Regions from separate parts of the Homo sapiens genome. Here all the other regions are linked to region 2. A link is a contact called in ENCODE Hi-C or POLR2A ChIA-PET data. All regions are on one chromosome and are shown on one strand. Each heading gives the region's core, a stretch centred on a gene start or an enhancer-like site at or near the end of the contact. The rest is flanking DNA. Distances are from core to core; before and after follow the strand shown.

Region 1 (2,716 bases), core at 47-2,546, 760 kb after region 2:
AGGCACCTGTAATCCCAGCTACTCGGGAGACTGAGGCACAAGAATTGCTGGAACCTGGGAGGCGGAGGTTGCAGTGAGCCAAGATCTGCACTCCAGCCTGGGTGACAGAGCAGACTCTGTCTCAAAAAAAGAAAAGAAAAGAAAAAAGGTATCAATTATGTTTATAAAGTTGTTCTACACAGTTAAGCTCTTATGCAGGCACTGAAAATTAAAATAATGATTTCAGGAAAGAGAAACCCTCTCTGAATGTTTTGCGTTATTTTCGTGAGATTTCCTCAACCCTAACTGTGCAGCAACACACTGTTTTGTATGTGGCTTTAGACGGAACGCTCAGTGACTGGAGAAAAACCACGTGGGATTTGATGGTGAGAAGTAATGATAATGTAAAAATACTACACCTGACTAGGTAAGGTGACTCATTCCACTCACTCTGCTCAAGAGAAAAAAAACATCCCTGGCGGAATGCAGTGGCTCATGCCTGTAATCCCAGCATTTTGGGAGTCTGAGGCAGGAGGATGGCTTGAGACCAAGAGTCCAGGACCAGCCTAGGTAACATACCGAGACCTTGTCACTACTAAAAATAAAAATTATAAAAATAAAATTAGCCAGGCGTGGTGGCACCCGCCTGTAATTCCAACTGCTAGGGAGGCTGAGGCAGGAGCTTGAGTCCAGGAGGTCGAGGCTGCAGTGAGCTATGGTCGCCTGTCACCGCACTCCAGCCTTGGCGACAGGGTGGAAACCTAGTATTTAAGTTTCTTAGAAAAACGGCTGGGTGCAGTGGCTCACGCCTGTAATCCCAGCACTTTGGGAGGCCGAGGCGGGTGGATCACCTGAGGTCAGGAGTTTCAGACCAGCCTGACCAACAAGGTGAAACCAGTCTCTACTAAAAATACAAAAATTAGCAGGTCATGGTGGTGCGTACCTGTAATCACAGCTACTTGGGAGGCTGAGGCAGGAGAATAGCTTGAACCCGGGAGGCGGAGGTTGCAGTGAGCCAAGATGGCACTGGGCGAAAGAGTGGGATTCCATCTCAACAACAACAACAAAAAATCCCTTTTTTTTTCTCACTTTCCATGCACTTGCACCGAGAATTTCTCTCCTGGGAGCAAAGACCACATTGCGAGTATCGAAGGAAATCAAATCTGCAGGCCCAGGCCCTTCCCAGCTGCGGGCAGAGTGGGGTGACTGCCCCCAGGCGAGACGCCCCTCTCCGGCCCACCCCTAGCCCATCTCCGCTTCCCAGCGCCCATGGGCCGGTAGCTGGGTTCCGCATCCCGCTCCAAGCCCATCGCCCAACGCTTCTCTCGCGCCCTCTGCAGGAACCTGGGCCGAGGGCCGCCCCGCCTCGCTGCCCCCAGGCTCATAAATGGCCTCTGCGCCCTGGCCGGAGCGGGTTCCGAGGCTGCTCGCTCCGCGCTTACCCTCTTACCCGCCCCCACCCCCAACAGTGGGATTACGGTCCATGGAGCAGGAGGAGACCTACCTGGAGCTCTACCTGGACCAGTGCGCCGCTCAGGTGAGGCTGCCGCCACTGTCCCAGAGTCAGGACCCAAGTCCCGCCCGGTCCTGTGCCAAGGGCTTTGCCTTCGTTCCTCTTAAAACTCATAGCGACCATAAGAGGCGGGCTTGGTTTCCCAAGTCATTAAGTTGAAGGTTAGAAGCTTCGAAAAGTGAAATAATTTGACCAAGGTTGCCAAACAGAGCTCGAACTTCATCTAGCACGAATCCAGAACCGTTCACTCAGTTACCAGATTACATGGCCCTTCCCAGGTTGTTCTGGTTTTTGATTGATTGATTGATTGATTGATTGATTTTTCTCTGAGATGGAGTCTCGCCCAGGCTGGAGTGCAGTGGCGCGATCTCAGCTCACTGCAACCTCCGCCTCCTGGGTTCAAGCGATTCTCGTGCCTCAGCCTCCCGTGTAGCTGGGATTTCAGGCACACGCACCACACCTGGCTAATTTTTTTTTTTTTTTTTTTTTGAGACAGAGTCTCGCTCTGTCACCCAGGCTGGAGTGCAGTGGCGCGATCTCGGCTCACTGCAAGCTCTGCCTCCCAGGTTCACGCCATTCTCCTACCTCAGCCTCCCGAGTAGCTGGGACTACAGGAGCCCGCCACTACGCCCGGCTAATTTTTTTGTATTTTTAGTAGAGACAGTGTTTCACCGTGTTAGCCAGGATGGTCTCGATCTCCTGACCTCGTGATCCACCCGCCTTGGCCTCCCAAAGTGCTGGGATTACAGGCGTGAGCCACCATGCCCGGCTAATTTTTGTATTTTTTAGTAGAGACGGGGGGGGGTTTGCTTTTCTCCCCAGGCTGGTGTTGAACTCTTGACCTCAAGTCATCCCACCCACCTTGGCCTCCCGAAGTGCTGGGATTTCAGGCGTGAGCCACCACTCCTGGCCCCCCGCCTGGTTCTAAAGGACATGCACAGAGAGTGCATTGTGCTAGCTGTAGTGACTTCAGGTTCCCACGGGTTTCTGCTTTGACAGGGGAAACAGAGAGCCCCTGTCCCCTGCAGCATGGATGCCAGTACTAGGCCTCCCTCTAGAAGTCAAGTCTCTGGTGGAGCTGGTGGTTGCAGGGTTTGCCAAATGTCAACTAGAAACACCTGTGGCTTTTTTTTTTTTTTTTAAAGTTAATTACTCTTAAGACTTAAAAATCCTTAGCATTGGGCAGGGTGAGGTGGCTCACGCCTGTAATCCCAGCACTTTGGG
Region 2 (2,813 bases), core at 269-2,768:
CTTCTGCTAAGGCCTGCTGTGATATTAAAAACAGTCTAACAGGAACTTTAAGAAGGAGAGACCTGATTCAGGAATTCAGTTACTTAAAAAAGAATCACCTTTGCCTGAAGTACAGGCTGTTCACTTACAGTCATCAGCATTTCAGAAATCAAAAAGCCAATATTTCAACAACTGCGTGTGTATTTTTGGCTGAATGGTGGTTATATTGATTATTTTACCAGCCCTTTAGTGAGATTTCCTTCCTTCTTGGTCGTCATTTCCAGTTCTAGATGGTACCCTATAGGGTAACGAAGGCAGTAGAGTGTGGTAGTTATGAAAGGAAGCTCCGGCATTAGACAGACCCAGGCGTGTCTTCACTCCACTTCTCACCGGCTGTGTGACCCTGGGGAGGTTACTTAACACTCTGTGCCTCACATGCCTCATCTGAAAATGGAAATGATAAAAGCCCTACCTTGTGAAACTGTTGTGAGGGAAAGTAAAAAAAAATATGCAAAGTGCTTATTAGCACAGAATCTGGTGGCCATAGATATTACCTGTATGACACAGAATAAGCACTCTGTATTTGAACTCTCATTATTGTTAGGGCAAGGTGGTGTAGTAGCAGTAAAAGAAAGAAGAAATACCTTCTGTTACAATAACAACTACAAATATTTGAAAATGAATTATGACACAGATTAAAAAGAATGTAAACAGTTATATTGAGGCCTTGAATTCTGTCTTTAAATCGTTGCTCCCTGTATTGTAAGAACTCTTCGTTAATCACTTAAACTGCTGACTGCCAGCAAAACCTAAGCTTCATACAGACCCACTGTCTACCAGGTGAATACACCTAGCGTTGCCATCCATGTAAGGTAATTTCTACAGTGAAGGTAAACCCCAGATACACTCAATCAACATCAAGTCAACAAAGATTTATTGAGCACCACCTGTGTATATGGCACAACCATAAACAGAACTTGCAGTACAGCTTAATTAAATCCCTGGGCCCTGGTAAGCTGAGTGAAAACTACATGTAAATACTTAAGAAATAGCTGGCTGGTTTATCATACATATTTACAGATTTTAATTTACCAAAACAACTTGTATCTTATCCGTTTATATAACCTGTAGGGTCTGTGTTTAAATCAGGATGAATGTGTCAAAGTAGCCATTAAACTGAATTATCAGGGGGTTTTCACTAATACTTGCTAGTTATAAACCTCAGTTCATTGCTAACCACACCCTGAGAAATCAACAAGAAGAACCATGAAGCACTGGGTAGATTTAATTATTATTTTAAATGTAATCTTCCATTTTAATATTCCTGATATAAAGAAGAGTTTTTCATTGCATTGGGGAATCTACCGTCTGTGATTAGTTGAGAACTTTCATTCTCATGGTTCTTGGTTAACTGAACTGTGACTCAGCAGTAACATACCAAGACGAGAAATGACCAGGCCAGACCGTCTCTTGTATAAACAAAAACAGAACAGAAGTAAATGGAGATTAGAGCCCAGGCAGAACCGCTACATTCAGTTTCCAAATATGGGCATGTGGAGACACTCAGGACAATCACTAAGGACAACCCAGAAGCATCACATGATGACTCTCATGGGGGAAGACCTTGGGCAGCAAGAGAGAAACTTTTGGCTCACACATGATAGTAATAAAATTGTTTTTGTTTACAGAATTCTTGTAGGAGGAAGGGGGAAAGATACAAGGTAAAATTAATAAAACTTAAGAAAATAACAGTAGAAAAAGTAAGTGAAGTCATAAGCTGGCTCTTTGAAAATATGAGTAAAACAAAAGCTATTTAAGCAAGAAAAGAAGAACAAAAAATATACAAAATTAGGAACAGACAAGGTGATATAATTACAGACACTAATGATTAAAATAAAGTGAACATTATTCACTTTGTCAAAAATCCAGAGTAGATGGAAGATTTTCTAACAAAATATAAAAGTACCAAAATTGACCAATGAATAGATAGAAAACAAGAACCATTTATACCCTCTCTCTACTTGTCATCAATATCCCACCATACTGGGTCATCTCCATCAGCATATAAGCATGCTCTCCTATCATCCATCATTAAAAAGTCATGACCCCCAAGCCCTCCCTAGTTTTGCTACTCCCCATCACTGCACATCTGTTCCAAAGAGCTGTCACATGTGGGCTCTGCACTTGCTCATCTCCTGCTTATGGCTCAGCCACTCCATGCTGGACACTGTCCCCGCTGCTCCATCAGATTTGCCTTAGCCACCATAGCCACCAACCTGCAAGTGGTCAAATCTAAGTCCCTTCCTTTAAGTCGCATCTCACTGGACTCACTCAGTGCATGTGATGTTGTCAGCTACTCCAGTCTGCCTTAGGCACACTCCTCTCATGCTCCATGATGCCACGCTCTCTGGGTTCTCCTCCCTATTTCCTGGTCACTCCTTTTCAGCCTTTGTCTAAAGGATGAATTCACCAATGCTCAGTCCTAAATCTTCTGCCCCTCTCTACATGGTTGAATTCCAGATTCATGTATCCAATTTGTGCCCTCAACTCTTCCCCTCATATCTCACTGGCATCTCAGACTACACAAGACCCAAACCAAACTCTTTGAGTTTCTCCTTAAACCGGCTCCTCTTTTTTGCCTTGAATGGCATCATCATCCATACATTACAATCAATTAATTATTCCTCTGAGAGAGTCCCGTTGCTTCTTCCTCAAAGATATATTCGCTTCTCTGTACTTCTACTCCCACCATCCTAGTTGTATTAGTCAGGGTTCTCTAGAGAAGTGGACCAAAGAGGTGGGTGTGTGTGTGTGTGTGTGTGTGTGTGTGTGTG
Region 3 (2,787 bases), core at 96-2,595, 660 kb after region 2:
AGTTGGGTCTTTCACTTCCCCCAGGTAGGTTAGGCCGTGATAAAGCCCCAGCAAGTAGGGCTCTGGTAAAATAGTTTCTCCTGAGGCAGGCCTTGTTAGGAAAAATAAAACGCTCTGGTGTATTTCAAAATGGTTTCTTTTTCCCCTCCCCCTGCCAGAAGCACAATATTTATGATCTAATATCGTATGTATAGTTGCAATGTTTTTGGCATTTATCTTGCTTGATTTTGAGCTTCCTGGATCTGTGGTTTGGTGTCTGACATTAATTTGGGGGAAATTCTCAGTCATTATTGCTTCAAATATTGTTCCTATTCCTTTATTATCCAATAACATTATCCGATATTTATTGTGAGGAGCTGGTAGAGTTCCCAGAAGTAAAACTCACAAAAGTGTGCCCCCATCCCCACCTTGACTGGGTCTCCCTGGAATTTTTAACTCTGAGAGCTGCCCACACTGAGCCTCTATTAATTCATCAATTACAGTTCAGTTATCCTGTCACTGGTTCCGCAGAGGTTTCTGCTCCAGTAAGTTGTGATTCTGCTTCTGCCTGTCTCTCTCCAATCTTTGAGGCAGCAGTTTGCCCTGTGATCTCACTCTCTGACAGATCTAAGAAGAGTTCTCGATTTTTCAGTTTGTTCAGCTTTTTACTTATTGTAAGGCCAGCGTGGTAACTTCTAAGCTTCTTATATGCCAGGTGGGAAACAAGAAGTCCTATCTAGGTTTTTTAAAAATTCACACATCATATGTAATTTATCTAAAATTGACACATATTACTTATATAGTAAAGAAAAAGGCTCATTTTTGCTTTTGTTTTTCCTGCTTGACATATGCAGTTTCTTCCTCAGTAAAGCTCAAGTCAAAGGCTTCTAAGGCTAGATTCTATATAAGGAGCAAACAGGATTTGGGAAATACTCTTCTACTATAGACCATGCTTTATCATAATGGCTTTTAAATTTGCATTTGTTGCCTCGTGACCACAAAATAGCTGTTGTGATTTCAGACATTATATCTCAATTCAAGGTACGAAGAGAGGAAAAGCAGCATAAGCCCCGTCTGTCCTTTTCACTAGGAAGACAGAAAATCCTCAACAAATCCTGCTTCAGTCTGGTTGACCAGACCTATGTTTCAGGGATGCTCCCAGCTACAAGAGGCTGGGAAAAGAAGCCTCTGAATGAAAATGTGATGGGCAGGCAAGAAAGGAATTGAGAATGGCTGCTGGGTTAGGCAATCCAACAGAACTTTATAATATTTGAAAATGGTATTAACCTTTCCTTCACATTATTGATTCATTCCTTCTGCACAGACAAGAATCAGACATTGACTAAGCTTATGAGTTTACTGTAACCCTGCTGACTCATAGTGTTTATTCAAAACCAATACCTTGATATTATCAACAGAGTCAGGACTGAGAGAAACTGTTTTTAATAAAACAATTTAAAGTTCTAGCAGGAGAAAACAGGGTTGTTTTAATCTCTACCAACCCCACTTTCCCACCTTATTAATTATACTTTTGGAAGATCTGGATAAGCCTACTCAATCTTCAAGTCTCATTAAATATTTCCTCTTTATTGAATCCTTCTCTAGATCGTAGATCAGTTTAAGAACTCCCTGCTCTATGTTCTCATAGGCCTCTGTTCTTCGCTTATCACAATACTAATGCTTTATTTCAATTCCTGATTAGAGTTCTGCCTACCTGACTAAAGAGCAGAGTTCATTGAAGTCAAGGATTGTCTTCCCTGTTCACTGCTGATATATAGTATAGACTTGTCAATAAATGTTTATTGAATGAATGAATGATTGCATCCCCCTTCCAACACCACCAAAAACTTCAAGATATCTATTATCCTATAATTGTCACACAGGGTCAAATTAGGACATCGAAACCACTCAGAATAGTTAAAGCAGAGGGAATTTACTACACTGACTTGATAACACAGGAGATAAAAGATGCTGAGACTGGATCTCAGCATCTGAGACTACCTGAGAAGACTACCTGAGAATGGATGTTACCTCAGATGGGCAGAGCAACAGCAGGAAGCTCTTAGGACCCTTGGGTTGGAGGGACTATATGAAAAACTAATATTACTACAACCCCAACGGGTCACAAATGTACAGCAGAAGTCCCAGTACAGTGTGGCTCACCTGGGTCCCCTATTTAGAGTCTCATAAGGTCAAAATCAAGATGTTGGCAGGGCTGCACTCCTTTCTGAAGGCTCTAGGTATGAATCTGCTTCCAAGCCCTTTCAGGTTGTTGGCAAATTCAGCTCCATGATAATGTAAGACTGTGGTCCCAGTTTCCTTTCTTTAGTGTCAAATAGGAGTGACTTTCAACCTCTAGAGGCTGCCCCCACATTCCTTGGTTCATGCCTCCCTTCATCTTCAGAGCCAGCAATGGCAGATCAAGTCTTTCTCATGCTTCCAATTTCCCGGACTTCCCCTCTGCCTTATCTCTCCTGCTCCCAGCCGGAGAACTCTCTCCTGTTTTAAGGGCTCATATGATTAGAGTGAGTCCACATGGCTAATTCACAATAATCTTTCCATCTCATAACCTTAATCACATCTACAAAGTCCCTTTTGCCAGGCAATGTGTGGACATCTTTGAGGAACCATTATTCTGGCTATAACAGCCTCCCATTAGTCAAACTCAGCTAGATTTCAGTTGGTACAAGGTGCTGAGAAACAGGCCTGCAGAGCAGGAGAAGAGTGAGGAATATATCTGAGGACAAGCAGGCTCAGTATCACTACATTTTAAGATGACAACATGTTTTTTCTTCTCAAACTTCGACT
Region 4 (2,718 bases), core at 121-2,620, 740 kb after region 2:
ACACACTTTAGCAACTTTCTGCTTTGCATGTAACCTGCTGAAACTCTAACATTAATGGAATGAAGTGAATAATTATCACAGCAAGTGATCATTTTTTAATATCTGGGTTTTTTTTTTTTTTGGTTTGTTTTTGTTTTGTTTGAGACAGAGTCTTGCTCTTTCACCCAGGCTGGAGTGCAGTGGTGCAATCTTGGTTCACTGCAACCTCCGCCTCCCGAGTTCAAGCGATTCTCCTGTCTCAGCCCAGTAGCTGGGATTACAGGCATGTGTTACCACACCCAGCTAATTTTTTTTGTATTTTTAGTAGGGATGGGGTTTCACCATGTTGGTCAGGCTGGTCTCGAACTCCTGACATCAAGTGATCTGCCCGCCTAGGCCTCCCAGAGTGCTGGGATTGCAGGCATGAGCCACTGCACCTACCCTTTAATATCTGCCTTAATGTATTTTGATATGAAAATATGATTTGCCTAGCAAAAGCATGTAAAAAAGTACAACATATGTTTCATTAGGATAATAATGTTAGGTTTACCATAATTTGCTATGAAGATAAATAACAACAGTGTTGTATTAGATCATTAGAGTTGGGATTTAACCATGATTATCTTAGTCCTTCATTAATACAACTATTTTGACCATTAAGTAGCCTTCTCTTAAAACTAGTTACATTCCTGCTACAGAAAAGGCATTAAATAATAAAGGTTCTGATGTCAATCCCATCAAATATGTATTTCTATTCTTTAAGCCTCATAAGAATTCTACCACATATAGTAAGAAGAGTAAAGAAGAGCCATTAAAATTAATATAAAAGGTCTCCATTTTCTTTCACTTCATTTCTCGGACATTTAAGATCAATAACAAAAATTAGGTACCTGATGTAAACTGTTTTAATGCTGTTGCTGCCCCTCTCTGAGGAAGAATTAATACTTCCTCTCCGCATTGACATTTTGCTTAGCCAATGAAATGTGAGTGGAATTGACTTGGCTCACTTAAAAGCAGAAGCTTTAAAGAGCCAGCTTATTGTTCGCCCATGTCCTCTCTCCCTCTGCTACGAGAGCAGCAATATTCCAGGTAGAGGCTGCTCCGTCAGCCTGAGTCCCTGAATGAAGGGGATATGGAGCAGAACTTCAGGTGATCCTGAAAGGACACGTGTTATGAGCAAGAAATCAACCTTTATTCATGTTAGCTACCAAGATTTGGGTGTCATTTTTTACCATTGCATGACTCAGCCTATTCTGACTAATACAGAAATCACATTGTCCACCCTATATTCATTTCCAAACACTAGCAACTGTTAATGAACACAAATAGAAGTCATCACCAGAAGCATAAAATTCCCTCCACAGAATGTCTAGAACAGTGATGGCAAATTGACTTAATCTCTCATATCAGCTCTAATGAACTCATAACGATGGCCTGAGTCAACTCTATAGAGAACGGTTCTGAAACCATGACCTTGCCTGGCAGGAAAGAGTTATCGTATTTATTAGTATGTTTCCAGTAGAAGGAGGGGTAATAAGCTGTCCATCCCTGGCCCATGAGGCACAACCTGTCCTCACTATCATTTCTGTTTTTTTCTGATTTTGTACAGGAGGCATTGTTTTTTAAATATACCCAGAAATAACAGAAACTAGTGCATAAAACATTTAGGCTAATAAATAATTTCATTTAACTGATGAAAGGAAGAGAAAAAAAGTGTTACTATCAGAGCTGACCACAGAATTCCTCCTCAGCAAGAGAACTGTCTTTGTTAGAAACATCTCTAGTGGACTTTTTAGTTATTAAGATGGCCCTCTAGACCAGGCCTGGATGGTTGGCCTGGGGAGGAAAATAGTGAAACTTTTATATCAGAAATGCACAGTGATTTTTGGAGTTGGAGCTGAATGAGCCATGAAGAAGCAGGGAAAATCCCAAGAAGAGGGCCAGAAGGTGTCCCACTGCATGGCAGGAGGCTGTGGGGAAGGCAGGACACAGGATGCGCCCTCAGAGGACAGAAAGGCTGAGGACTTTTGAGAACTGGGATGGTTGAGTATGCAGTTCAAAGTGTTTTACCCTTCTATTCTGTAATCTAACATCCCTAACCATGACCACACATGCGCACACATACAAACACACAATTATGGGTTGAATTGTGTCCGCTGAAAATTCATATGCTAAAGTCCTAACCCGCAGTGCCTGAGAATATGATCTTATTTGGAAATAGGGTCATTGCAGATATAGTTAATTAAGATGAGGTCATAGTGAAGTAGGGTAGACCCCTAATCCAATGTTACTGTGGTTATACAAGGAGGAAATCTGAACACAGACACTCACACGGTGACAGCCATATGAAGACAGGAGTGATGCTGCCACAAGCCAAGAAACTACCAGAAGCTGGAGGGGAGACCTGGAACAGATCCTTCCCTAGCACCTGTTAGAAACAGCATAGCCCTGCAGACACCTTCATCTCAGGTGTCTAGCTTCCAGAACTGTGAGACAATGAGACAAGAAATTTCTATTGTTTAAGCCTCTCAGTTTGTGTTACTTTTTATGGCAGCCCTAGGAAATTAACACATATGCACATGCACAAACATGAATGCACACACACTTATGCACACATATGCACGCACACACACATGCACACACTCATACGCACACACACTCATGCACAGACACATGCACACATGCACACACACTCATGCACACACATGCGTGCACATACACACACCGGTGCCCAAATCT

What was found. Hi-C counts contacts between places; a loop is a spot of excess contacts on that map. ChIA-PET counts read pairs that join two places held with the same protein, here RNA polymerase II (POLR2A). Pooled maps may share reads with other maps.
Region 1: a loop to region 2 is called in a pooled map, with 2.6 times the contacts of the local background. The contact joins the promoter of TBPL2 here to the enhancer-like site in region 2. A Hi-C loop is called at or near these places in 1 of 168 maps with a recorded cell type or tissue (endothelial cell of umbilical vein), 3 of 37 single-sample maps with no recorded cell type and 3 of 50 pooled maps. POLR2A ChIA-PET finds 5 or more read pairs at or near these places in 2 of 52 experiments (Panc1 and activated T-cell).
Region 3: a map with no recorded cell type shows a loop between it and region 2 (3-fold over the local background). The contact joins two enhancer-like sites. A Hi-C loop is called at or near these places in 4 of 37 single-sample maps with no recorded cell type and 2 of 50 pooled maps.
Region 4: a loop to region 2 is called in a pooled map, with 4 times the contacts of the local background. The contact joins two enhancer-like sites. A Hi-C loop is called at or near these places in 1 of 168 maps with a recorded cell type or tissue (endothelial cell of umbilical vein), 4 of 37 single-sample maps with no recorded cell type and 3 of 50 pooled maps.

What each region holds. Positions count from the first base shown.
Region 1 is chr14:55,439,196-55,441,911 of GRCh38, reverse strand. It overlaps TBPL2 (TATA-box binding protein like 2), which reads left to right and starts at 1,296. Exons shown (of 7, transcript NM_199047.3): 1 at 1,296-1,516. The coding sequence starts at 1,463. It also overlaps a transcript of FBXO34 not described here.
Region 2 is chr14:56,197,981-56,200,793 of GRCh38, reverse strand. The region is part of intron 2 of PELI2 (pellino E3 ubiquitin protein ligase family member 2); the gene reads right to left. Among named protein-coding and RNA genes, the nearest start is that of PELI2, 81 kb to the right of the region's middle. RefSeq lists an enhancer at 1,413-1,602. Within about 2 kb of position 1,518, at least 10 of the 41 ENCODE cell types and tissues checked have a DNase peak (open chromatin) inside an H3K27ac peak, as active enhancers do; they include endothelial cell of umbilical vein, where a contact is called at or near this core.
Region 3 is chr14:55,539,914-55,542,700 of GRCh38, reverse strand. No RefSeq gene overlaps it. Among named protein-coding and RNA genes, the nearest start is that of KTN1-AS1, 39 kb to the left of the region's middle. Within about 2 kb of position 1,345, at least 2 of the 41 ENCODE cell types and tissues checked have a DNase peak (open chromatin) inside an H3K27ac peak, as active enhancers do.
Region 4 is chr14:55,457,628-55,460,345 of GRCh38, reverse strand. No RefSeq gene overlaps it. Among named protein-coding and RNA genes, the nearest start is that of TBPL2, 18 kb to the right of the region's middle. Within about 2 kb of position 1,370, at least 4 of the 41 ENCODE cell types and tissues checked have a DNase peak (open chromatin) inside an H3K27ac peak, as active enhancers do; they include endothelial cell of umbilical vein, where a contact is called at or near this core.